Regions from separate parts of the Homo sapiens genome. Here regions 1 and 3 are each linked to region 2. A link is a loop called in an ENCODE intact Hi-C map of the cell type or tissue named here. Cell type or tissue: dorsolateral prefrontal cortex. All regions are shown on one strand. Region 1 overlaps TCF7L2 (transcription factor 7 like 2). Region 2 overlaps TCF7L2 (transcription factor 7 like 2). Region 3 overlaps VTI1A (vesicle transport through interaction with t-SNAREs 1A).

The links. Hi-C counts contacts between places; a loop is a spot of excess contacts. Peaks named below come from ENCODE experiments on the same cell type or tissue, not always from the same donor. Only the 100,000 strongest peaks of a DNase experiment are listed, where the experiment ranks them.
Region 1: it touches region 2 in a loop (5-fold over the local background); 11 of 110 quality-filtered maps call a loop at or near these places.
Region 3: it touches region 2 in a loop (4-fold over the local background); 3 of 110 quality-filtered maps call a loop at or near these places.

Annotation. Positions count from the first base shown.
Region 1 is chr10:113,000,204-113,008,203 of GRCh38, forward strand. All of the region lies in intron 4 of TCF7L2 (transcription factor 7 like 2), which reads left to right. Among named protein-coding and RNA genes, the nearest start is that of SNORA87, 41 kb to the right of the region's middle. RefSeq lists enhancers at 6,128-6,848, 6,849-7,569 and a silencer at 7,067-7,361. In dorsolateral prefrontal cortex, no CTCF peak of the experiment used is centred here; DNase peaks (open chromatin) are centred at 2,319 and 3,132; H3K4me3 peaks cover 623 bases; H3K27ac peaks cover 3,738 bases.
Region 2 is chr10:113,057,742-113,065,741 of GRCh38, forward strand. The region is part of intron 5 of TCF7L2 (transcription factor 7 like 2); the gene reads left to right. Among named protein-coding and RNA genes, the nearest start is that of SNORA87, 16 kb to the left of the region's middle. RefSeq lists an enhancer at 402-1,030. In dorsolateral prefrontal cortex, no CTCF peak of the experiment used is centred here; DNase peaks (open chromatin) are centred at 1,820, 2,868 and 3,100; H3K4me3 peaks cover 2,894 bases; H3K27ac peaks cover 3,195 bases.
Region 3 is chr10:112,717,259-112,725,258 of GRCh38, forward strand. All of the region lies in intron 7 of VTI1A (vesicle transport through interaction with t-SNAREs 1A), which reads left to right. Among named protein-coding and RNA genes, the nearest start is that of MIR4295, 87 kb to the left of the region's middle. RefSeq lists a silencer at 3,832-4,126. In dorsolateral prefrontal cortex, CTCF peaks have their summits at 4,028, 4,230 and 5,729; no DNase peak of the experiment used is centred here.

The sequences.
Region 1 (8,000 bases), 58 kb before region 2:
AGTCTCACTCTGTTTGTTTACTCCATCTGTGATGGGTGTAGGCACCATCTTGGGGAGCAAGCTGTGATAGAGAGGGAACAATACCTTGTTAATGTTTGTCTAATTCACTACCCAGGTGCATGGTAGTGAATTAGACACTACTTTGTAGGTTCTGGAGGGAAGAAGAAAAGACGAGACCTGCCTGGACTGGGGCTTGAGACCACTGTCAAATACAAGTACAGTTGTACAACTGGTAGGGAGTGGGTCATAGTATGGCCGGTCTTTTTAAAGGTGAGGAATTCTTAGGCCCAGAAAGGCAAAGTGACAGATCCTGGATTTAACCAGCAGCCCAGATTTGAGGCCTAGCACATAGCAAAGCACCATAGCTATTCAATAGCTGCCAAGTGGGAGTTTGGATGATGGCTTTCCTGGACAGCGAAAGCAGTGATGTTTGCTTAGGATGGCCTTTGGCAGTGCTGCTGTTATCCTTACCACTGGCAAGCCATCTCACGGGCCCGGAGGGGAGGGCAAGGAATCCTAATTCTGTGAGAAGGCTCTGGGTACATGAGTGTGAGATATGGATACCCTAGGCTCTGCCCCTGAAGACAGTGGCATCGGATTTACTGCACTATTCCAGTCGGACAGGCACCTTAATTTTTCTCTTTCTGGGTGTTTGATATGGTTGGGTCCTATTTCTTCTCCTCCAAACCCCGCTAGGGCCATTCCCCCACCCTTCACTTCCCGGCCTTCCACTGCAGTCTCTAAGGATTCTGCTTCATCTTTATGTGTGAACAGGGTTTTGACAAACATGATTAACTGGGTATTTTTGGAAGGCTCAGGAGGAACGCAGAGTGCTCCGGAGGGCAGGCCTGGAGTCAGGAATGCTTCCTGCAACCTGTTCGTGCAGTGAGCGTGTCTTCCTCGCCCTGCCCTTGGCTGGGGAATGTGCTGGCTTGGAGGGCAGGAGAGTGACAGGCGGTTTGAGAACTCCGGGCTCTCCCGTCTTCGGATGGCTCCTGTGAAAGCAGGGCCTGAAACTTTTATCGTCACTGCTGCAGGTGAAAGACTTTCATTTGGCTGTAGTGGTCCAACAAAGAGTATTTTATTTATGTGTTTCCAAGCCCTTAAAAATTCTTTTAGGGCACATCAGTGGGGAGTTAATAGAAACTTTGAAATAAGAAAAATGCCTGCAGGGTAAGTAGAACCCCAGCCAGCCAGCTCCGAGTTCTGTGCTGTTAGCTGGTAGGTTGGTTCTCAGAGAAGTGGCTGGCTGGCTGGGTTACGGAGCCCACATCTCTAATGCCTTAGTGTTCAATCATTAAGTGGATTTTTTTTTTTCCCTTCTCTTCTTTTGGTTTGGAGGGAGGACTACTCTAAACTTTACTCAGGGCAGGGTAGCTCCTGAAAGGGCTCCCTAACCTTTCTGGTTTATGACACAAAGAAAGTTTGGAGGTACTGGGATAAGAGATGGCTTGGGTGACCCCCCTATCATGCCCCCTAACACATACACAGCAAACCAAACCAACTCACCCTTGATCATACTCGTTGTTTACACGAAGGGAATTTTTATTGTCTTGTGAGTGTTGAGTGATGATTAAACAGAAGAGATGTGACTCCAAGCCTGGCTTCACTAAGATAGTCTTGTTTGTTTCTTTTCCTCCAAAGTAATTTCCTAAAGAATTAAAAGCCCCTTTGAAACCCAGCACTACCTTGTCTCTGATTATCAGCATAGGCAGGAAGGGCTTTTAAGGTCTGAGCCCAGCTGTTTAGAGGCTACGAGACGTGAGGCAAATCCTGGTATCTCTCTTTGGGCCTCAGTTTCTTCATCTGTGAAATGGCACAGTACTACCCTCCACCAAGGATGATGATGAGAATTAAATGGGATGACAGGTTTCATCCCCAGCTCCTGTTCTTAGGAAGGAAAAACTGTGACTTATGAAGCCTGTAGGTTGTGTTCAGGTTTGTATGAGGCCTCGGACTTCATACAAAGGTATCAAAGTGGCAAACCCTGATCCAGATGTTTTCAGTTCAGTCAGCTGGTCCTTGAGCCTGTTGTGTGCCAGATATCCTGACCAAAGAAGCTAGATGGGAGCTGCTGTGTTGTTCCTTGGGGCTGCTGGATGCAAGTTGTTTAGGTCGGCGGTTTTCAAATGCTGGTGATTTTGCTCACCAGAGGACATTTGGCAATGTCTAGAGACATTTAGCATGGCCAGTCATTGGGAGGTACTCCTGGCATCTCGTGGGCAGAGGCTAAGGATGCTATTGAACATCCTGCAATGCCCAGGACAGCCCCCTGTGACAGGAGTCATCCAGCCCAACATGTCACTAGTGCTGCAGTGGAGAAGCCCTGGCTGTGTGTGGGGGTGTGTGTGTGTCCTCTTCTACATTTGATAAGGTAACTCACACTTGCTGCCCCCATGATCGCTGTGGGGGATGCTTATCTATGCCCCAGTCCTGGTGTTGGTTGATGGGAACATCAAGATTCAGGCAAGATGGAAAATAGCCCTTAGAACTAGCAGGAAAAGAATCTCCTTTCATTTGTCTAGAGGTTCTGTTAAAGTGCCTTTGCTTCTATTTTGAGACTTGTTCTTAAAAAAAATGCGGATATGAAAGAAAATAAAAACCACATTATCCCTCCACTTTTTCTTGGAGGAGGATGTGTTGAAGAAGTCAAAGTTCACCATCCCTTTAGATAGAATCATTTTGAACAATTTCATATGTCAATACATTTTGCTCATCTCTAAATTTCATTTTAGAGCCTGTGGTGTTCTGTGCATGGATATGTGTGCGTGTATGCACACAAAAATAAAAGGAAATATTTATTCTTATGAATAAGTATAGAAATAAATTAATTTTTGGAATCTCAAACTATCAGAGACTTATGTAATAACCAGAGGCAGGCCTGATTATGTATGGGCAAAGCATTTGTGAACAATGTCTCCATTGTATAACATACAAAACAAGCTTTTCTTCCACATTGGATATGCAAGTCGGCCTTCTCCAATAAGGGCCTGTCTCTTTCCAACTCCCCCCACCTCCCACCTTTGAGCAAACATTATTTATTGTGGCTGATGTGTGATCAGGTCTTGATTTGGGGCCTCTTTTTGATGCCTTCTCTTTGTGGGATCTCACCCACGTGCCCCTGGAGACCCTTTGGCTGCCAGGGCCTTTGTTTCCCAGCCACCCATGTGGTGCCAGTAGTGTCTGCTTTGTAGCGAGCTGTCCCCAGAGCCTCAGCATGGCTTGGGGATGGTCTCTGAGGTTGGGCTTGGATCCCTCCCACTTTTGGGCTCAGAAAGAATGACTGCCCTCTATTTCCCTGTCCCTGCCCTCTCTTATCCTGTTTCCCAGCCCGCATCATGTTATCTTTGCTTCTTGTAACTTACCAAACGATTTATGGGCAAGTAGGGGAGGTGAAGAGGGAACTCATCTATCAAGATAACCTACTTTGTGCCAACCACTGAGCATAGCAATTGTCCCTTCTCCAGCCCTCTGAGGACCGTGGATGGGATTCTCATGAAATGAAACAGGTGAGGAACTTTTCTTTTAGGGAACTTGCTTGAGGTCCCACAGGCAGCGAGTATCAATCAACGTCAGGATCTGAGCCCTGTTCTGTTCGGCTGAAAATATACTCCCTGAGATGGTGTAGGCCACCATGGCTTTCAGCAGGCTCTGTGCTTGGTGGAAGGAAGCTGGAAGCTGTGTACACACCCACGGGGAACAGGGACCATAGAGGAGCACCTTTTGAGTGCAGAACCTGGCGAAACATACACCTTTAGAGGGATTTTAGGTACCCTTGAGGCTGGGAGAATCAAGCAGAGCTAAGTTTCCCATTGGGGTGTCACAGACTGAAGAAACAGAGCCCTAGGTAGCACAGGGAAGTTGATTGCCCAGTATCAGTTAGTTTGGCTTTAATGACTGAGAAGAGATTCCACCAGTTCATTGAAGAGAGGGCGGACTTTTTATTGGAGGAAAGAAGAGTGCCTGTAAGTAGAGAAGTCTCCGGGGTGTAGTGCTGTTTGGGGCAGGAAGAACAGTGTGAGCCACTGTGGAGAGAAAGCCCAAAGAGTCTTGGCAGGGCAGGGAGTAGGATGGATTTGAAGCCAGAGGAAGTATGGGGTCTCTGTAGACTCCAGGCAAGCCATGTTAATATTTTAGGAAGCCGTGATGGAGCTGCAGATGGGTGTGGAAGTTAAAGTTTAACTGTTCATTCACCAGTCCTTCCCCTGGAGAATGTGCAGCACGTGGACAGTGGAACTTTAAGGTCCTTGGCTTGTATTTCACACCCAAGAGATGAATAGGTCCAGGTATGTCATAGACCAGACTAATGAAATAACAAATTTCTTTTCAAAAATTTTACTTTTTGTAGGAAAGCTTCTCTGTCTGGCATTTTTCTTCTCCCAGTTGTGACTCAATCTTAAACGTCTTCAGACAATTAGCATAAAATTTCCCACAGTGAATTGACGTATACTTTTGAGGGTTCCATTTCTTTTTTATTTTTTTTTTCTTTTGAGATGGAGTTTCTCGTCACCCAGGTTGGAGTGCAATGGTGCCATCTTGGCTCGCTGCAACCTCCGCCTCCCGGGTTCAAGCGATTCTCCTGCCTCAGCCTCCTGAGTAGCTGGGATGTCAGGCACCCGCCACCATGCCCGGCTAATTTTCGTGTGTTTTAGTAGAGATGGGGTTCCACCGTGTTGGCCAGGCTGGTCACAAACTCCCGACCTCAGGCAATCCGCCCGCCTCGGCCTCCCAAAGGCTGTGATTACAGGTGTGAGCCACTGTGCCCAGCCTAGGGTTCCATTTCTTAACCCCTCCTTCTGATGCCTCAGAAAGTCTTGCTCTGTAAGCCTCTTGTAGCTGCCTCGGTTCAGGGGAAGGGGGAGGCTTTTGTTTTAGGACCGTCCAGACCATAGACACATTTCCTGGCACCTAGCACGTGTTGGGTCAAACAGGAATGATGAATGCATGCATGAATGAGGTTCTTAGCGCTGAAGACGGTGTCATAGGTGGTCTACCACGCCGCCTGATCATTCCAATGGCCCATTATGAATGTGTGTGCTGCAGGGCCCTCCCACGATCCCGTCAGCACTGTGCATGTTGTGGGGAGGTGCTGGGAGAAAGACTGGGTCTCAGAAGATGGGTTAGAGGTGGGTCCTTCTCTGCTGCTGGCTAGCAGGGTAGCTGTGGAGGGGTGCCCCATCTTGCTGGTCTTAAATTTTCTCACTGTAGGCAGGGAGCATGACCTGGCTGAATTCTAAGTCCTTTTCTACTCTGAGGTTCATTGTGGGTGTGACCTGCTGGGCTCAGCTCTGGCTTTGGGAGACACCCTCTCCCCTTGATCTCGACAACCCCTTAGCAGAGCCCAGTGGCTCCTACAGTGCCCTGAGCTGCTTGCCCGAAGGATGCGGTTGTGGTTATCTCACCCCCTGCCACCCTGTTTGCGCAAGGGTTTGAGATTGTGTGGCCCCTCCTTGTACTTCGGGGTGAGGCTTGCTCCAGAAAGGTGGTCTGCAAAGGGGTTGGCTGGGGGGGAGGAGGAAGTCATTCTCCAAGTGTTTGTCCTCATCGTTATCCCAAATTGCTTGCCTGGAATAAGGAAGGAAAGAAAAAAAAATACTCTTGAGTGGTTTGGGCCAGGATTTTAGCTGATGGATCTGGTAGTTCCCTCTGTCAGATTTGTTTTCTTTGAACTGTCTGGGCCGGTCACAGTGTCATTGTTTAAATGTGGAATGTAGGTGTTCTGTGTTCTGGGAAATAAAAACCAAAACTGGTCCAGGGGATCCACAGAGGTAAGAAAAGAACATTCCAATAGGAATGTTTCAGAACCAGGAGGGGAGGAGAGAAAAACGGCTCTGTTGGTCTCCTAGAGGAAGAACTTGTTAGATTTGGGGAGAGTCAGGATAAATTTGACCCTAAGAGTCTCTGATTCCTTTTAGAGACTTTTCTTATAAGAAATAAAATGGAACTTGGGAGAGGCGGCAACTTGGGAAACAGCACATTCTGCCGTAATGAAAGTCGTCCCATAAGAATTTCTCTATCCCTTTAGCCAAATTTCTGTTTCTAAAAGGGGAAAAGGGGCTAGAGATAGGCTTGTTTGTTTTCTTAGTTGAATCTTACTTTTTGTATTTCCAGCCCATTCTGCAGGGTAAGAACAAGCACAGCCCGAGGGCTCACTCAGTGTGATGTTCTAGAGCCTGGCTCTGCCTCAATCCCTCACGCTGGAGGATCAGGCAGCAGGGGCCAGTGATGGATTTTTTTTTCTTCCTTTCCTCCCCTATTAATATTTACTGAGGTATAAATTACAGCAAAGTGCGCAGACCTAGGTATCTAGGACTGTGAGGTTTTCCTGTGTTACCTGTGTAACCACGACCCAGATCAAGATAAGGAACTTTTCTGGCATCTCAGAGGCTCTTCCTGCTCCCTTTCAGACTCCGTCTCCCAGAAGGAACTACTTCTGATTCCTATAGCCATAGACTGAATTTTCTTTTCCAACTTCATATGCATAGGATCATCATGGGTGTTTTAATTTTAATTTCATGTCTGCTTGCCACTCCCAAATGGAAATGTGTTGGCATCTCTGGATGTTTCTTCATAAGAAACATGCCCTGTGGGGCAAAGCCCAGGACAGGGCTGTGCTGCTGCTGGAAGTCCTGTGCAGCTGGCCAGCCTCTGCTCACCCCTCCGGCCACGCTGGCACTTTCAGCTTCTCCAGCCTCCTGCCCTTCCCACTTCCAGTCCTGCACCTGCTGTCCTCACTGATGCACCTGCCCTTTTCCTTCCGTCCTTTATGTGGCACACCCTTAAGGGAGACATCTTCCTGTCTGTGTTTTGCACCCTCTTAAAACTACATTCCTTTCCCTTCAGCATTGGCATCTCTGTCCTTGTGTATTACCTGGGATGACTATTCAGTTAACAAATGCTTTCTTCCTAGGCTGTGAGCCCAAGTTTGTTGGATGATTGGATGGGGGCACGTTGTGTGAGAGAAGGATCATGGGGTAGCATCTGGCTCTCTTAGAGGTGTGTGGGGGCGTGTGATGCCTGCCAAGGCGCTTTCGTTCTGGGGGGTTCTGTGTGTTTGAAGCACTTGGGTTGTGTGTCCCTGAGGCCTCCGTCACGGGCAACCTCATTCCTTCTCTAGCCTCCATCCCCTGCCCCCTGCCCACCCCAGGCCTCTGGAGCTGGCTCCCTTTCCTGCTCACTCTCTTTTGGCCAGGATTTTAACATATATCACAGGCTGGTAGGCTAAGAGCTTGGGACTTCCCCTCACCACACTCAAAGCCTTTGATCTTTTGCTTTGGAGGTAACATCAAAAGGAAGGCTGAGGAAGACAGCCAGGCTGTGAAGTTCAACGTTCAAGTTAATAGCTTGACTGAAGGTTGTGCTGCGTTGTGGCAGCATCACCGAGGCTGGAGTAAACAGAGTGATTCTGCCACATTTTCCTGGAAATGCACCCCAATATTGGAAGAGGGCTTCTTTTACATTCGGAATGAATTCAGGCTGTAGTCAGAGCTGCTTTTCCCTTTCCCCATTTTCCTTGGAAGTGTGAAAACTTGGGGGAGAAGATGTTTGTAGGAGGGCATGATGAGGGGTAGAGGAAGCCCAAAGAGAGGATCTGGGGAGGGGAAGCCCCATGGGATGAGACTCTGAAGTTATCCTTGCCCCGATTCCGGGACTTGCTATCTGCCTGCCTTTTGGCGTGGTGTCTCTGTGCCCCTGACTGTTCCTGATTTAGCGAGGTGTTTCTGAATTCTGATGGAATTCAAAGAAGCCTGGGCAGGCAGGCAGCTTGACTTGGGGCTTGGGGAAGCGTGCAGCCCAGACATAGCAGCGATGAGAGGGCCTCAGGGCTGAGGGCTGAGATGAGAATTTCATCACATGCAAAAGTGAAAGCGACCCATCGTCTTCTCCACTTGATCTCTTGCTGAGCTTTGCAGACACTTTGGTTGTTGTTTAATTTAACATTTTCTGCAATGCTCCTTTTTTCAGATTTTCATCCAAAGCTCTGTATGAGAGGTTTTCAA
Region 2 (8,000 bases):
CTCAGAGGGAAGGGAGGTGGCTTTTCTCAGGTGGAAAGCCAGACCTTTTCAGTGGTCATTCAGTTCATAGCTAAGGTCTTATTTTCTGTGCTCTCTGTCGGCTGAAAATGGGCAAGGTAATTTCACATAGTGACAGGAGCCATGTCAGAGAAAGAGCAGGACAGTGGGACAGAGAGGGACCAGGCTGGGGGCTGTTTGAGATGGAGGGTCAGGAAGAACCAAACTAAGATGTGAACAGTGGGAGGTGTTGGAGCTGTGGTGCTTGCCTAGAAGGACCCTCATCGAGCAAATAGAAGCTTCTGGCAGGAAGAAGTTAATGTCTTGCGTGTGCCCTATGTAGGTTCATTAGGGCCTTTAAAGGGGGAAGAAGGTGGTGGCTATAAATGTTACAATCTTACCTTTGGCCCCTAGGGATTCTGTCTTTCAACCTTGGTTCAGTAACAACTTGTGACTGCCCAACAGGGCTTCCTTTCGGGAGAGAATGGCTTGTTACATTCAAATATGCCATGAAAGTATCACCATTTATTTCAGTGTCTGATGCCCCAGCTTGGGCAGCCTGAGCAGGCTCTGAATGGGTCTGAAGAGGCCCTTTAGAGTAGAGATGAAGAGGGGGTGGGGAATCCTCAATTCTAAACAAAGAGTCTGCAATGGGAAGATGGCCAAATGCTGTTTTTGGAGTGGGTGAGAGGGAAAAGAAAGGTATAGATGGTTCGTTGGAAAATGTGGTTTTATACCGGGTTTTGGTGTCAGGTCCCCGAGGGCAACATGGACTCCACACTGTGATCCTCCGGGCAGCTCATAGCCCCAGCCCCTTCCTTTTGCTTCCTGGTCAGTTTGTGAGAAGGAGGGGTTGTGTCTCCAATCTGAGCAATAAGGGGTCTGAGGGGGGTTGGATCCATGTGGCTTTCCTGTGTCTTGTTCCTTGTAAAAGTTCCAGGTTTTGGGTCGTGAGCTGTGTGTGTGTGTGTGCGTGTGTGTGCGCTGTACGTTAATATGGAGAGATGGGCTTGGGCCAGTGGGAAATAGAGAGACCCGCAAGCACAGAGTGACAGGGTTTGATAGTAAGCAGCAGGCCAGCGTTGCTGCTTTTATTCCTCGGTAAATCCTTGCACAATGCCATATGCTCTTGCATTCCGTAGCTGCTGCATAGGGTGTGATTTAGTTAATGCCCGCTCTGCAAACAGGAAACGGTGCTCACTGCTGTGTATGCTTTTCATGGAGATAAAGTGTCAGGAGCAAGACCCCAAACCTGCGAAATCACTAATGCAACCGCCCCCCATGCCCCAAAAGGTGGGAGTGGGGGATAAAAAGAGTAGGAAAGTGGTGTGGGGAGGGGAAGCTTTAGGGCCATAACTCAGACAATTTGTCAGGCAGTGGCATCGGTTGGGAGGAAAATATTGATGTACACTTTTTGTTTTTGAACCTGAAGTTTGGGTTTTTTCGGATGCATTGGAGGACTTTTAAATGTTTTCGGAGTGCCAGAGTTTGGACTGTTAGGTCACCGTAGGTACCGGCTTGCATATCATTTCAGAGGAATATTTTCAAAACTCCATAAAAACATGCGGCTTTCAAGGCTGGACCACTTGTTCAGGTCCTCCTCCCACCCCCCACCCTTTTTGGCAAAACCATGCAAACATTGGTATTCAAAAATATTTTGTTACTTTTCTTGGCAAAGTGTTCCAAGAAGGAATTGCAACACAGTCTCAGAGTTAGGAGGCAACTTTCTGGGGAAAAGGCGGGGGTTGGGGAGGTTTGGAGTTTGAATCAAAAACAGACACCGAAGCTTTAATAAAATAAATGAAGCGGAGCCCTTTCAGCTCACGGTGGACTGTGTTGGTGCGCGGGTCAGGCTTTAACGTGCCTAGTGGAAATTGACAGTCTGAGAACTGGGACATAAACAAAAATGTCAGTCCCTGGGAGTCTTGTTCACTGGACAATGTCTCAATTGTTCCTTTGGTTTTCAAGGCAGCAGGGAGAGTGGAATATTAACTGTTTACTGCCCAAAGCTGGCTCGGAAATTGCTTGGAGAAGGGGAGAAAAAAGACAGAAAATCACATTTTTTATTTAGAAACTATTAAACATGTCAGTAAGAGATAGGAAAAGAGCAGATTGTTTTCTCCTTAATTATCTGCCATTCACTTCCATATTTCTGCATACCATTTTTGGGGTGTGTGTGTGTGAAGGAACAGCAGGGTGTTTCTTTTTAAATTTGAATGTTAGCCTTGCATATTGTCAGTTTTTAAAGCTTGCTGGCATGTAGATTATCCGCCCCCGGTGGATATGACAGTGGGCTTTAGGAAAGGAAGTGTGATTTCTGATAACATTTACATCTTAGCTGTTCAGCGGATACCCTGTTAGTGTTTGTTCTTCAGAATGCTCAGATAGAACAAAAATCAAGTGGTTGGAATTTTAAAAAACAAAATGTATTTGGCTCTCCATAAAAATGCATTTAGTGATAAAGGGGGGCAGCAAGTAACTATGTCTGAGAGAAGGAATTGCAGGCACAGAGGAGATCCAGAATTCTGTTCACACTTGAATTTACTTGATTCGAGAAACAAACAGCAAAGCCTGGTGTATTGGCCTTTATCTGGGCAAAGTTCAAAACTCAACTGGTAATTATGTCCTTAGAAGCCTTAAAAGGACTGTGTTGTTACAAAAGCAGTGACTGAGCTTACTTCTTCAGGACCGAATGCACTCGAGTTGTTTGTTAGATAAACTTGTTTTAATAAATGGGGGGGTCAGGGGAGAGGTTTCTGTTCTTGGAAGATTCCCTGATAAGTAGCTTTCTTCTCTTGGAGAACTTCAGGCTTTCTCTCCAAGCGAGGGGTTTGCAGGCAGCTAAAGTCAGCTTCGGCTTCTGCTTCCTGTCAGTCAGGAAGTCACTTCCTTAACCCAAATTACAAGCTAGAGCACAACTCCCCAGCCATACCGAAAAGAGCAGGTTTTTCCCAGAAGACTGTGTTTCTAGATGCGGAAGTGTAAATTGGTACGCTGTGTGATCATGGAATGCCCAAAATACATAGGGAACAGTGTTGTTGGAAAGAGGCGCTGTGTCCCCAAGGAGAAGACGCCGCCCAGAATGGCTGGATCGCCTGTTGTGGCTGAGTGCGAGGCAGCTGTGGCTGGCTGCTGTGTGACGATGACCTAGTAGCCACCCATGTGGAGTCCTGGCTGCCTCAGAACCCTATCACATCTAGGCAAAATCTTGCATTTTTTATCTGGGAGGCCTGAGGACTTCAGGGCTGGTGGATAGTAAGCTCCTTGGTTATCTCACAGATACAAGAGGTCTTGGGAATCCACGATCAAACTTGATGTGTGCGTTTACCCTCCTCCCTTTGAATCTGTTATTCAAATATTTAAGCCTCCAACCTTGTGGCCCCTACCTGCACCACCCCTCACCCCCCCGACAAAAATCAAGCTCTTGACCTCATGGCTTCTTTCAGTGACCCTTGGGGGACAGGGTTTCCCAAGGCTGGTTGCCAGCTGGCATGGTCCCCCGTTGGTGAAGTGGAGACCTGTGTTTTTTTGGTCATTTTGCAAAGAGCTTATGGATGACAGCAGTTCTCTGTGCCTCGCTGGGACAGAGTGTATTCTGAGGTCCAGCGTCTGCATGGAGATCTGCCTATCCTTCACTTGGGGTGCTCAGTAGATAACGCGGCCACTTTCCTATACATTTCCTTAATTTAAGGGAACAGCGTAAACTCAGCCCAGGTGGATTAATCTCTCCAGTGACTTTTGAAACTTCAATTTCCAATTTCCCTCTTATGTCTAGGTGTGAGTGAGGATACGTGTAGTAATTGTCGCAGGTATTAGTGAGAAAGGGTGCAGATCACACAAATATTTCACACGTTATTAGTTGGACCAGACTTTGGAGGCAAGGGAGGGCCGTGTCACCTAGGAAATTTGCTCTTCCGTGGAGATGAAAGGGCAGTGAATTAAGTGCCTGCTTTTTCTCCCTTTTTCCCTCTGACGGTTATTGATCCTCCCCTGGAACTGTACAGTTCACGTTCTGATCTTTTTCTTGACAAAGGGAATTCCCAGTTTGTTCGCTGGCGAACGCACTAGCAGGTGAGGAGTTAAAAGTTGGCAACGCCTGCCCTCTCGAGAGTGTCAGGATTTTTAGTCTCTTCCTTGAGAGCTAGAAGATGTTTCTAAAAGAATCTCTTTGGTGACTTAGAAGTGGAGAGAGCTTTAGAAGCATGGCACAAATAAAAGGAAAGAGGCAAACACCGTCATTCTACATCTGTTTATTTTGTTATTAACAAAAGGCAAGGCGATTTTCATTAAAGTTTTGCTGGGGTTGGGGTTGAGGGTGTAGAGAGCAAAAGTGTGAGTTGTACACCATGACTGGAATCGCTTGGACATACTCTTCAGCAGACATCGTGTGACTGTGGAAGAAATGAGTTTCATGAAGATGACTGATAGAAGGAAGCCACTGAACCAGTCCTCTATCACCTCTTCCAAGGCTAAAGTTTGGAGCCACTTGCAGAAGGCTCTCCTCAAACCCCTGTGTTCTTTGCCTACCCCTGCTGTTGCCACATCATCTTGGAGAGCTGGCTGCTTCCCTCCTCAACTAGAAGTTCCTAGTGCCTGCTTAGTTCTTGTCTCTTGCTTCCCAAGTGCTCACAAAATACATCCATGTTCGCTACGAGGAAATGGACCACATAAGGTTTCCGTGAAAACCTTAGCCCTTAGGTCTAACACAGTAGGAACAGAAGTTAATGTTTTCCTGACGTAGAAGTTTCTCTTGCTGCTTCTGGTCACATTTCTTTCTTGTGTGGTTCTTCTATGGCTACTGCACTTTTTTTTTTTTCTTACTGTCTCCCCCTTCCCCCACACACCACCTTTTGGGGATAGGGTGGCAGGTGAGAATATAAACAGATAATGGTTAAGAGATAGTTTAGTCTTTCTAGGCCAGATTATTTAGTTTTTGCCATCTAGGTAAAATTCGGTCCAATTAAGCGTCCATTAAGTGTTTTAATATAAGCTGGAGAAGGAGTTGAACCTGGAGGTCAGGGCTCTGTGGTCTATTACAGTCCCCCTGGGGTCTCTAGCCCAAGGGAGACTCCAGGGTCTTAATAAATGACTGGGGGTTTCATTTTGAGGCCTTTACTACCAAAGACTGAATAATACATTGGGCATGATGGTTTTGTCCTAAACATTAACAGCCACAAAAGGTAGAGAGTGTGTCTGTTTATAGATACACATGTATCATGAATAATTAGTTGGGGACTGTGCATCAGGTCTCTCATTTTACATTCGAGGAAGCAATGCACGGAATGAATTCTGGACCTGCGAACTCTGAATTTCAATTCTCTGTCTCCTACTTTTACTGGAGTGCTTGCAAACAGTACAGTGTTTTTGTTGTGAAGTTATACCGTGCCTGTAATCTCTCTGCGGGTGGCCCTCCTAAGCCCTACTTCAAGAAATAGCTCTAAGCTCATGACACCCGCCCCACCCGATGCCTACATATGTCTTATATCCTTGGAGTAGTGTTTGGGGTTGCAAATTTGACTTTAGGGAGACATACTCTCTGATGATAGGCTAATGCTTATATTTACTGATAAACTTCCTTTTTGACGGTCATGGGCTTCGGGGGCCACCCAACCAAACTGTGTGGCTGCTTTTATGTTGGGCCAAAAGACAGGCTCCTTGTGTCCTCCCAGTTTCTTAAACAATGAAGTCATGGCATTTTACAGTGCTGGTGAATGGATTGAGATTGTGGTGGCCCTGGAATGTGGCACTGCTCTGGCTGGAGGGAAGATGAGAGTGAGGGATGGAGAGGAGAGGAGAGCGGGAGATGGGAACCTGGTGGACACAGGAGGGAGTGTGAGTTCTGAGGGCCAAAGGAAACTTGACACCGGATGGGACATTAATCTGATTCTGTTATCTGAGGCTGTCACCAGTCCTCCCTGTCCTCCTGGCATGCTTCTGTTGAAACCCCCACACCCGGGTGATTCCTTGCCTCTCCCAAGGAGCCGGAGGGTGGAGAAAGCAACAAGAAAAAGGAGCCAAGAAAAGAGCAATGAAAGAGTTCTTTAGGAAAAGGGGAAGGTCCCGAGAGATCTGGTAAATGTTAAACTGAAGGGCCAGGCATGAGGAAGAGTAGGCAGTAGGAGAAGAGTGTATGTGTGTGTGCACATGGATGTGGCGTGTGTGTGTGTGTGTGTGTGTGTGTGTGTTTCGTTGGATGGATGGATGATGTGTCGTCATCCAAGCAGATTCAAGGAGGTTCCTAAAAGGCAGTGAGGTTCCTGAAATAGACAAGTCTAGGGAACTCCTGCGAGGAAGGGGAGGCGTTTATTGGTATTTGGAGAGATTGTTAAGAGCTTGCTGGAGTCAGGTGGAGTCCCTGCCATTTTGCCTCTCATCTCCTGAAGAAGGACTGTTTCTTTTGGGATATGTAACAGGCTTCCAATCAGGCATCACAATTTTCTTGCTTGAGGTGTTTATTCTTTCACTCAAGCTAGCCGGAAGGAGCCTAATACCTGTCAGGAACTGCCTCCTCTGGGAGAGGGAGGGGCCAGGCCCAAATGGTGGCTGCAGAGGTATTTACCAGCTGGTTCCGTGCTCTGCAGAAGGTTGGTGAACATGTAAATGCGGGTAGTAGGCTCACATCTGCTTCTGTTTTTCCTTTTTCTGTAGGCCAGGCTGAAAGCTTAATAAATTGTACGAAACCCAAGTAAGCATGGATGTTAAAGAACATTAAATAAATTATATAAGTATGCCTACCTGTAACACTTTTATAAGGCAAATGCACATGGGTTATTTTGCCATAAACGTGCACATGGACCAAGATTTATTCTAAAGCCCTCTTGTTTCAGCCTTGCTGCTGGTGAAGGTACTACTGTTCATCAGCTTTTCCCTTTTTTACCTGGCATGCACTGTAGCTGGTCTTGGAAAATGCGATAATGATGCCATAAGTACCCTTGTGCAAAAGTTGTTTTTTGTTCCAAAACATTGCCAGTTCACGGCATATAAAACTACCACGGATGCTTCAGCCGGGTTTCTTTTTCTCCAAATAAGGCAAGCATTAATGAAGCAGCTGAGGGCTTGGGAAAATATTTTGTCATTCCCAAAATGAAATTTCTTCCCCTCTCTAGGCCTGCCCATTGATTTTTCAGCTGAAGCACAAGTGTCTAGCCAGACTTGGTGAACAGTAGGCCTTGCACCTAAACTTGTCAATTGCCATTGTCACCTCTAATGACCATTGATATAAATAATGCTCAGCCTTCATATTTCCATGCATATTCACCCAGAGACCAGAAGGCTTTGTGTAGAGGATGGTGGGATCATCCCATTCCATAGGGAAAAAAGGGCCAGGTTCCCTGACTCCACCTGTCATTGAATTACAAGCTGGGAAGCTGGGCCAGGCAGAGCTCCAGTTGCCAGACACTGTGGCCGCTCTGGTACCAGCTACTCCTAGTACCCAGTGCAGGCAAGGTGTTTAGTGTGGCCTATGAGGATGTTGTTTACCAGGCAGCAACCTCATGAATAGGCAAAAGGCCTGTTTTGAATGCCTCCTGTTTAGAAGTCTGAAATGTCACATCCAGACAGTTTGGAAACATTTTAGGTGGAGTCAAGGGCAGAGACCAGAAGACATTCATAGATCTGCAGTTGCAGATGGAGACTTTGTTCCAGCTACCCATGGTGTGAGTATACCTTACGGGTGCTATTTGGAATAGGACCTTATTTTTGTTCAGTATATTGGACAAAGTAATTCCTGCTTCCAAACTCACACAGTATTTATGTGGCCCCGGCTGTCTGGCTTATCCACCTGCAGCTGTGGAATTACTTATGAAGCGCTTAATATGCAGCCTCGGTTTCTTTATCTGTTAAGAATCGGGATAACTGGGGCTTCTGAAGGGGTAGGGTCATGTAGCCTGGTGGTTAGGACCTCTGGCTTTAGAGATGGACAGGTTTTGGTTTGGGCTCTGGCTCAGCTGCCTCCTTGCTTTATCAGCTTGAGAAGTTAATAATCTCCAAGTTTCCTTATCTGT
Region 3 (8,000 bases), 340 kb before region 2:
TGCCCTTTCTATTGTTGATGATGTGACTCTCCATTCAGTTCTCTTTTTCTCTTCTCCTGGTTATCTGTTGCTGAGTAGCAAACCACCCTAGAAATGCAGTGACTTCAGCAGCAGTCTCTCAGGATTTTGGCGGGTTAGGAAAATCAGGGGTTGCTTGGCTGGGTGTTCTGGCTCAGGGTCTCTCATGAGCCTTCTTCAGACAGAGATCAGAGCTGGAACTATGTAGGGGGGACAGGAGCCTGGAGTAGCTCGGGACTGGCTGGGCACCTTTCTCTTTCTGTCATTAGTCAAAAGGCCCTTCCATGTGGTCTCCCTGCATATGCTGGTTTGGGCAATCTTACGGTATGGCAGCCTCAGACTTGGCAGCCCAGGGCACCTAAGGTGAGAGCTACAAAAGCAAGAGGCAGAAGCTGTGTGGCTTTTTCTTACCCAATCTAATAAGTCACACAGTGCCACATTCTGTGCCTCATTCTACTCAGCAAGACAGTCGCAAGGGCCTGCCGAGGTTTAAGGGGATGGGATGTGACACATACCCCACTCTTTGATGCAGGGGTGGCAGGTTGACGAAGACCAGTGGGGCAGGAAATATTGTTGCAACCAGTTTTGGAAAATACAATCTGTCACATCCCCGAAGAACATTTTCATCCACTCACATAATCCTTTAAGTTACCTAAAAATTAATTTACTCATTACGGTGTCGCCCACAACCTTCCTTGCTCCCTTCCCACAGCAAAATCCAAGGCCTCAGTGCACACACACAAACCACAAAACTCCTGTTGTCTGAATGAGAGTCAGTCACTCAAGTGTGTACTGTCCCCATCAAGATGACAACATTTTATAAGGATGTATCCTGTTGCCCCATCTTCTAGGAATTTGCACTTCCATCCATTGTTAAAGCCAAATATTGCTCAGATCTTTCATGGAGAGGCCCCTTTGAATCTAACCCCTGCAAACTAGAGACTCAGGAGTGAATGATTTCAAATCTCTATTTGCTCTGCACCTGGGAGATTGATGGTACTCTCATAACAAGTTTGGTCAATGGCATTTAGTGGAGTACTGAATGCTTCAGGGAGTGAAAAAAGAGAAACTGAAAGAAAGGCCCAGATTTTGGGCTCAAGGAACTTTACAAACTGAAGCATTAGCATGTTCGTGGTAAGAAATCTTCTGATTTAAACAAATGATGTAAATTTTACATTTTTTAGTAAGCACTACTTCAAGTGTGCTATCTTTAATGAAGACTTTAATTCTTGTTTTTACACATATGTAGAAAACAGAAGTTGAGTTCTTCAAACATTTGTTATCAAAAATATAGGATATATAAGCACTGAATTGGAAGATTTTTTCCCCCTTGGATAATCTAGAAAAGAATATAGCTCTATTCTGAAATCCCTTCTCATTCAAGAGTTATCCAAGCAAATAGTGTTGACCAAGGTGTTGAATGCACCAGTAATAATAATGCTACCCTTTCATAAAGCTAAGTAATCAGGAATAATGCTGAAAATAAGAAGACAGTCATTTATTTACTCTGTTTGGCATTGTTAGTACTAATAATGCATTTCAACACAGTAAAATTGCTAGATAATGCTTTTGTGACTTTTATGCAGGTTATTGTTATTTAAATGAACAGTCGACTGCACTGTAATGAAGAAATGCATGCTTTTCCCAACTCAGTTATCAACCAGAATTCTAGGAAAATGAGAATTTGTGTCTGCTTTCATTCACAGAGCAAACTAGAGGTCAGTGTTTTCAATATGAACCTTTTTTTAGCTTTTCAACAGTGAATAATTAGGAGCTGCTGCTTCTGAAATTACCTGTATTCACTGTAGAGAAGGAAAGACTTTTATCTTTCACGATGAAATACATTTTCTCATTCAAACTTTGTCATTCTTTTTTTAAATGGCATTTTACATCACTGAGTCGATCCTCGGTAGTAAAATAAAAGAAATATATTTTGTGAGCTGCAATAGCCTTGTTTATTCAATTTTACTTCCTTAAATTTCATCTCCTCCTTGAAAAATGATCCAAATGCAAAAATGGGTTTAAAGCAGTTGAATGTACAAAGCAATTATCCACATAAAATGCTATTATACAAACATACATGTTCCTTGCACTTTGATTAAATGGAACTGATTCTTGATCCTTATCGATTATGTGCTTCTATTGTTTTTTTAACAGCTTTATTGAGATATAATTTATATGTTATATAATGCGCCCATTTAAAATGTACAATTCAGTAGCTGTTAGGATATTCACTGCATCATGCAACCATCACCACAAACAATTGTAGAACTTTTTTTTTTTTTTTGAGGCAGAGATTTGCTCTTGTTGCCCAGGCTGCAGTGCAATGGTGCGATCTCGGCTCACCGCAACCTCCGCGTCCCAGGTTCAAGCGATTCTCCTGCCTCAGCTTTCCGAGTAGTTGGGATTACAGGCATGCGCCACCACACCCTGCTAGTTTTGTATTTTTAGTAGAGACGGGGTTTCTCCATGTTGGTCAGGCTGGTCTCAAACTCCCAACCTCAGGTGATCTGCCCGTCTCAGCCTCCCAAAGTGCTGCGATTACAGGCGTGAGCCACGACACCCAGCCCAATTGTAGAACATTTTTATCACCGCAAAAAGAAATCTGGTATCCATTAATAGTCACTCCCACTTTCCTGCCAGCCCCTGACATCCACTAGTATACTTCCTGTCTCTATAGATTTGCCTATTCTAGATATTTCTTATAAATGGAATCATACTATATGTGGTATTTTGCGTCTGGCTTCTTTCACTTAGCATAATGTTTCAAATCTTCTTATTGACAAATAATATTCCATTGTATGGATACATAAATTTTATTTGTCCATTTATCAATTGATGAACATTTGGGTTGTTTCTACTTTTTGAATATTATGAACAATGCTGTCATGGACATTTATGTACAAGTTTTTGTGTGAACATACACTTTCATTTCTCCTTGCTGCCTACTTAGGAGTAGAATTGCTGGGTCATGTGGTAACTTTGCATAGCTTTTGAAAAACTGCCAAACTATTTTCTAAAGTGGCTGCACTGTTTCCCAGTCCCACCAGCAATGAATAAGTGTTCCAATTTCTTCACCTCTTCACCAGCACTTGCTTTTGTGCATCTTTTATATTATAGTTTTTCAAGTAGCAGTGAGGAACTATCTCATGGTGGCTTTGGTTTGCATTTCCCTAATGTCTAGATGTTGAACATTTTTTCATGTGCTTATTGGCCATTTGTATTTCTTCTTTGGAGAAATGTCTGATTCTATTGAGTTTTTAAAAATTCTTTTGCCTCACCTCAGGCATGTGGTTAGCAGAACCATTAGAAACAAATATATCTTCCTAAAGGGAGGGATTTTCAAACAAATGTATACGTTGAAGATGTTCTTTTTACCATGGTAGTATTTTAGATTAGGCGATAACTGAATTGTTCTCAGGAAGCAATTTGCTTCTAAAACTTTGTTTTCCGTTTGGTTAGCGATACGGATATTAGTGGTCCCAGAAGCATACCTAGAAAGATCAGCTTGTCTAATTAACTCATTTTACCAATTAGGAAAGCAAGGACCTAAGAGGTGAAATATGTGGGTCACATGGAGAATTAATGATAGAGTTGGAATTGTATCCAGGTGGAGTATCTGAAATTCTCTGTTTATTTTAGAGAGAATATAGCACTTTGCCACTAGGTTCTCACTGATTTAAAAAAAAAAATGGTGAAAATGCCCTGCAGTTTACTCAGTGACATTTATTGTTGAGTACTTAACACATATTATTTTCTTCTATCCTCATAGAAGCATATGTAAGATTGATACTTTTATTTTCTCGTTTTATGTGTGGGGAAACTGAGGTTAGCTCACTTTTTCAATGGCACCTACATAGTGAGTGGCAGATTTTCTGATTCCAAATCTGCTGTGCTCTGTTTCTTCTGATCTGTCTGAGGAATGAAAGACAGCATCAGCACATTGCTTCCTGTGCCATCTTCCAACTTCTCATGGTCACTGAAACAAATAACCGATAGGTGGCATCAAGGAGCACTCACTTACCATTGCCATAGTTAACAGTTATTTAGCAACGCTACAATACCAACTTCAGAAGTAGAATATATGGTTCTGTGGACAGAAGAATTGTTCAAATGTAAGAATACTGTACCTTAAGGCACCAATAACAGAACAACTTACATTCATAGGGTACTTTTCAGTTACAAAGCATTTGACTTACACTTTTAATTTGATGCTCACAATTTGACAAGCTTTTCATTGTCTTTGTTTTTATGTACTTTTAATACTCATGATGAAACAAAGGCCTGAAGGGCTTTAGTTACTACGGTCCTAAAGTCTGAGGCAGAGCTGCTTTTCAAAACAAGTCTCTTGGCTCCCATGTAGTCCTGTGTATTCCCTCCAGTGTACCATCCTCCGCCATAATGATGTGCTGTTGGGCACTCATTTGAAAGGAGAGGAGACTTTATACCATTATTTCAGACAACAACAGAGCTATGAACAAGTAGAAGTTATAGGGAGGCTAATTTTGAACCCATATAAAGAAGAATTGATCTGTCCAACAATGAAATGTGTTGTCTTATGAAGGAGTGAGGCCTCTTGTCATTGAACTGTTCAAACTAGGGCTGACTGACCATCTGGAAGGATCTTGCAGAAGGCATTTCTGCATTGGGGGAGGTGGGGAGTGTGTTTGTGGTGCTGAGAGATGTTAGATGGCACCTAAGAGCCCTTTCAACTATGAAATTGTGGATCTTTGTTCTTAGTTAAGAGAGTAAGCTGGTTTAAGGGGTCCTCTGTATCCTTATTGAGGAAAGAGAGTTTAGCTCTGATACACTCTTATCCTGCAATGTTAAGGGTACAGGGTTTTCTCTTTAAAAGAAAGTAACCAAATTTATCAACCTGGATTACTGGTTTGTAAAAGGTTAGAACAGCTGTTCCCATCTATGTTAACAGATGCTGTATACAACAAGGGATCTATATTCAGATAAGATTTGACTATCGCAAGGACAGAAAACCAAACACCACATGTTCTCACTCATAGGTGGGAATTGAACAATGAGAACACTTGGACACAGGGTGAGGGACATCACACACCGGGACCTGTCGTTGGGTGGGGGGATGGGGGAGGGATAACATTAGGAGAAATACCTAATGTAAATGACGAGTTAATGGGTGCAGCACACCAACATGGCACATGTATGCATATGTAACAAACCTGCACATTGTGCACATGTACCCTAGAACTTAAAGTATAATAATAAAAAAATTAAACATTTTTAAAAAAAGATTTGATATGAGCCTGCAACATGCTGTTGTTCTTTGTGACTATCCAAGAGAAAGAGAAAAGAGGCAGCAATTCCAAATTTGTTTTTTAGTTTTGCAAAGTGCTTCAGAGGTCAGTGGCTCTCAGCCCTTGTTGCTCGTGAGAATCACCTGGGGAGCTTTTTAAAAATCAGATGCCCAGGCCCCACCGCAGACCAAATGAATCATATTCTCTAGTTCCCAGATACTGGTGGGTTCCCAGTATCTTAACAGCTGTCCGGGTGATGCTTACATGAAACCAGAGTTAAGAAGAGCTCATCTAATCAGTCTACTCTGAGCATGAGTCCAGGCAAAATCTGGACGTTTGCTTTTGTAATTCAGCTTCTTGTCTAGCATTTCTATTATCAATTCAAAGCCAATGCTCTTTAGTACAATAAGGGGCAGTGTCTTACAGTGGTTCACACTGCTGCTCTTGAGCCAGACAGCCTGGCTTTGTCCACTTACTAGCTTTGTGACGTCAGGAAAGTTATTTTAATCACTCTGTGCCTCAAGTTCTTTATTTGTAAATCAAGATAATAATAGTAGTTACAAAGTAAAGGCTAAAGTTAATAAAGACCCAAAAGAAAATTAAAACTCTACATATTATGATATTATAATTACCACCATCATCATCGTCCTCCTCGTCACCATTATTGTTTTGTTGTTGGTAGCAGTGGTGTCCTGCTAGGTGTTAGAAGCTAGGAACCTATAGAAAAAGTGCTCTTCCCTGTACAGGACTATACCTGGCCTTACTTGAAAACTAAGAACTCTTAGCAACATTAGCAACATACTTCTCAGCTCTAGAACTTCCCGATGAAGTGGAATGTTTTGCATCGGACTTTTTGCAAGAAGATCAAGCTTGAACCCGGTAACCTGTTTTTCCATCGAGCACTTGATTCTACATTAAGATCAGGCCATAGCTCTGCAAGGTGGGGGCCCGGACTGAAGGGTCAGGCTGGGTTTCTGTTTCGTAACTGGGAAAGGCATGTACTGCATGCGGCAGGCTGACCTCCTGAATCTTCAGGACAATCTCAATTTCAGATGGCCCACCCTGCTGATCAAACCTGTGGTTTGGAAAGCATGGTTACTGCTAAATAGGAAGCAAGGGCTCCAAATGCCAGTGTCCTAATCGTTTAAAAAGTAAATATAATTTGAATATGTGGGATAGCCTCAGAGAAAAATCAAAGAACACAATTAAGCATAGTTTCTATTTAGTTTTCAGTTGATGAAGGAATAATTTGAAGTTGCTCTAGTCACTGAGAGTACAGTAGCAATAGTCCTCCATTCTCTGGGATTCAGGGCAAGAGCGGACATTATGTGCATATTACAGGTTTTCTAGCACACAGATTCTATCAAGATAGCCTCTAACTGCAATTGTGGACACTGGTGGAATATTCCTAGCAGGAGCTCAAAGGATTGTAAAGCTGAATAACATCTTTGTCTCAAGAACTTATATGAGAAACTTTTTTCCCTTTTTCTCCTACAAGCATTTAGTGGTTCACCATTGCAGACACTGCATATCTTTGTATCCCACACAGTCCCCATGTTAATAGTTGTTTGCTAGTTGTGGTCATTTAATTGAAAAAAGCTGGCACAGAGATATTACAGGTCCCAATAGGTCATTTCTGTATCAAGTATGGTGTTATTGCCTTTAACCAAGCCCTGTCCAAGGCCAAATTTATTACATGCATTAATAACATATAAGAGGATAGACAGAGAGCTGAAGAAAAGATGTGTGTGGCCTTTAAATATGCCAATCATCTACAGTTCGGAGGGTTGCTTACCGTGACATATTGCCAGCTGTGCATTATAGAATTCCAGATGGCATGGTACTGTTGGTACTTGTTTTGGATTTGCCCTGGGAATGAGGTTAAAGAGGACACCAAACTATGGCTGGGATCCTTTTGCTTGCCTCTTCCAGGGTAGATCCTGGAAGGCTCTATCTCCTCCAACCAATCAGAAAGCTGCCCTGACCTCTCTTGGGGATTATGAACTCAGCACAAATTGCTCTTTCCCCGTGAATTCCCATGCACCTAGTAACCCTGCACTAAGAGAGCAGTGAGTGCATTCCCTCATGTAATCTGTGTTCGCCCTCCCTCAGACCCCAGAGCTGGGGCAAGTTTGGACATGAACTCAAAAACTCTATAGATAAGGGTTGTGTTTTCATTAGCTTGCCTGTCTTGCTTGCTTTATATTCTGTGAGATTTCCTTCCCCCATCCCCCCTTTTTTTGAAAAAAAAAAAAAGAAAAAAAAACAAAAACCTTTTTACAGAAATTCACACACAGAGACAAAATAGTGTAATGAACCCACATGTCTCTAACACCCATCTTCAACAGCTACCAACATGTCACCCTTCTTGTTTTATCCTTCTCTCCTCTTTTTGTTTTGTTTTGTTAGAGTGTTTTAAAGCAAATCCCAGATGTCTGATTTTACCTGTAAATATTTCAGTATGTATCTCTAGAACATACAGCATAACTTTTAAAAAACGTAATCACTATTTAGAAATGACTGCATAACCTGTCTGGGTTCAGTATTTCCTAATTGTTTCCAAAGCATTCACAAATAGCTGGACGGTTTAAATCAGGCTGCAAACACAGTATATCTATTGCATTTGGTTGATCTGTCTTTAAACGTTCTTTAATCTATTACAGATCGCCCTCCTGTTTTTATTACATTTATTTGTTGAAGAAATTGTCCTGTAAA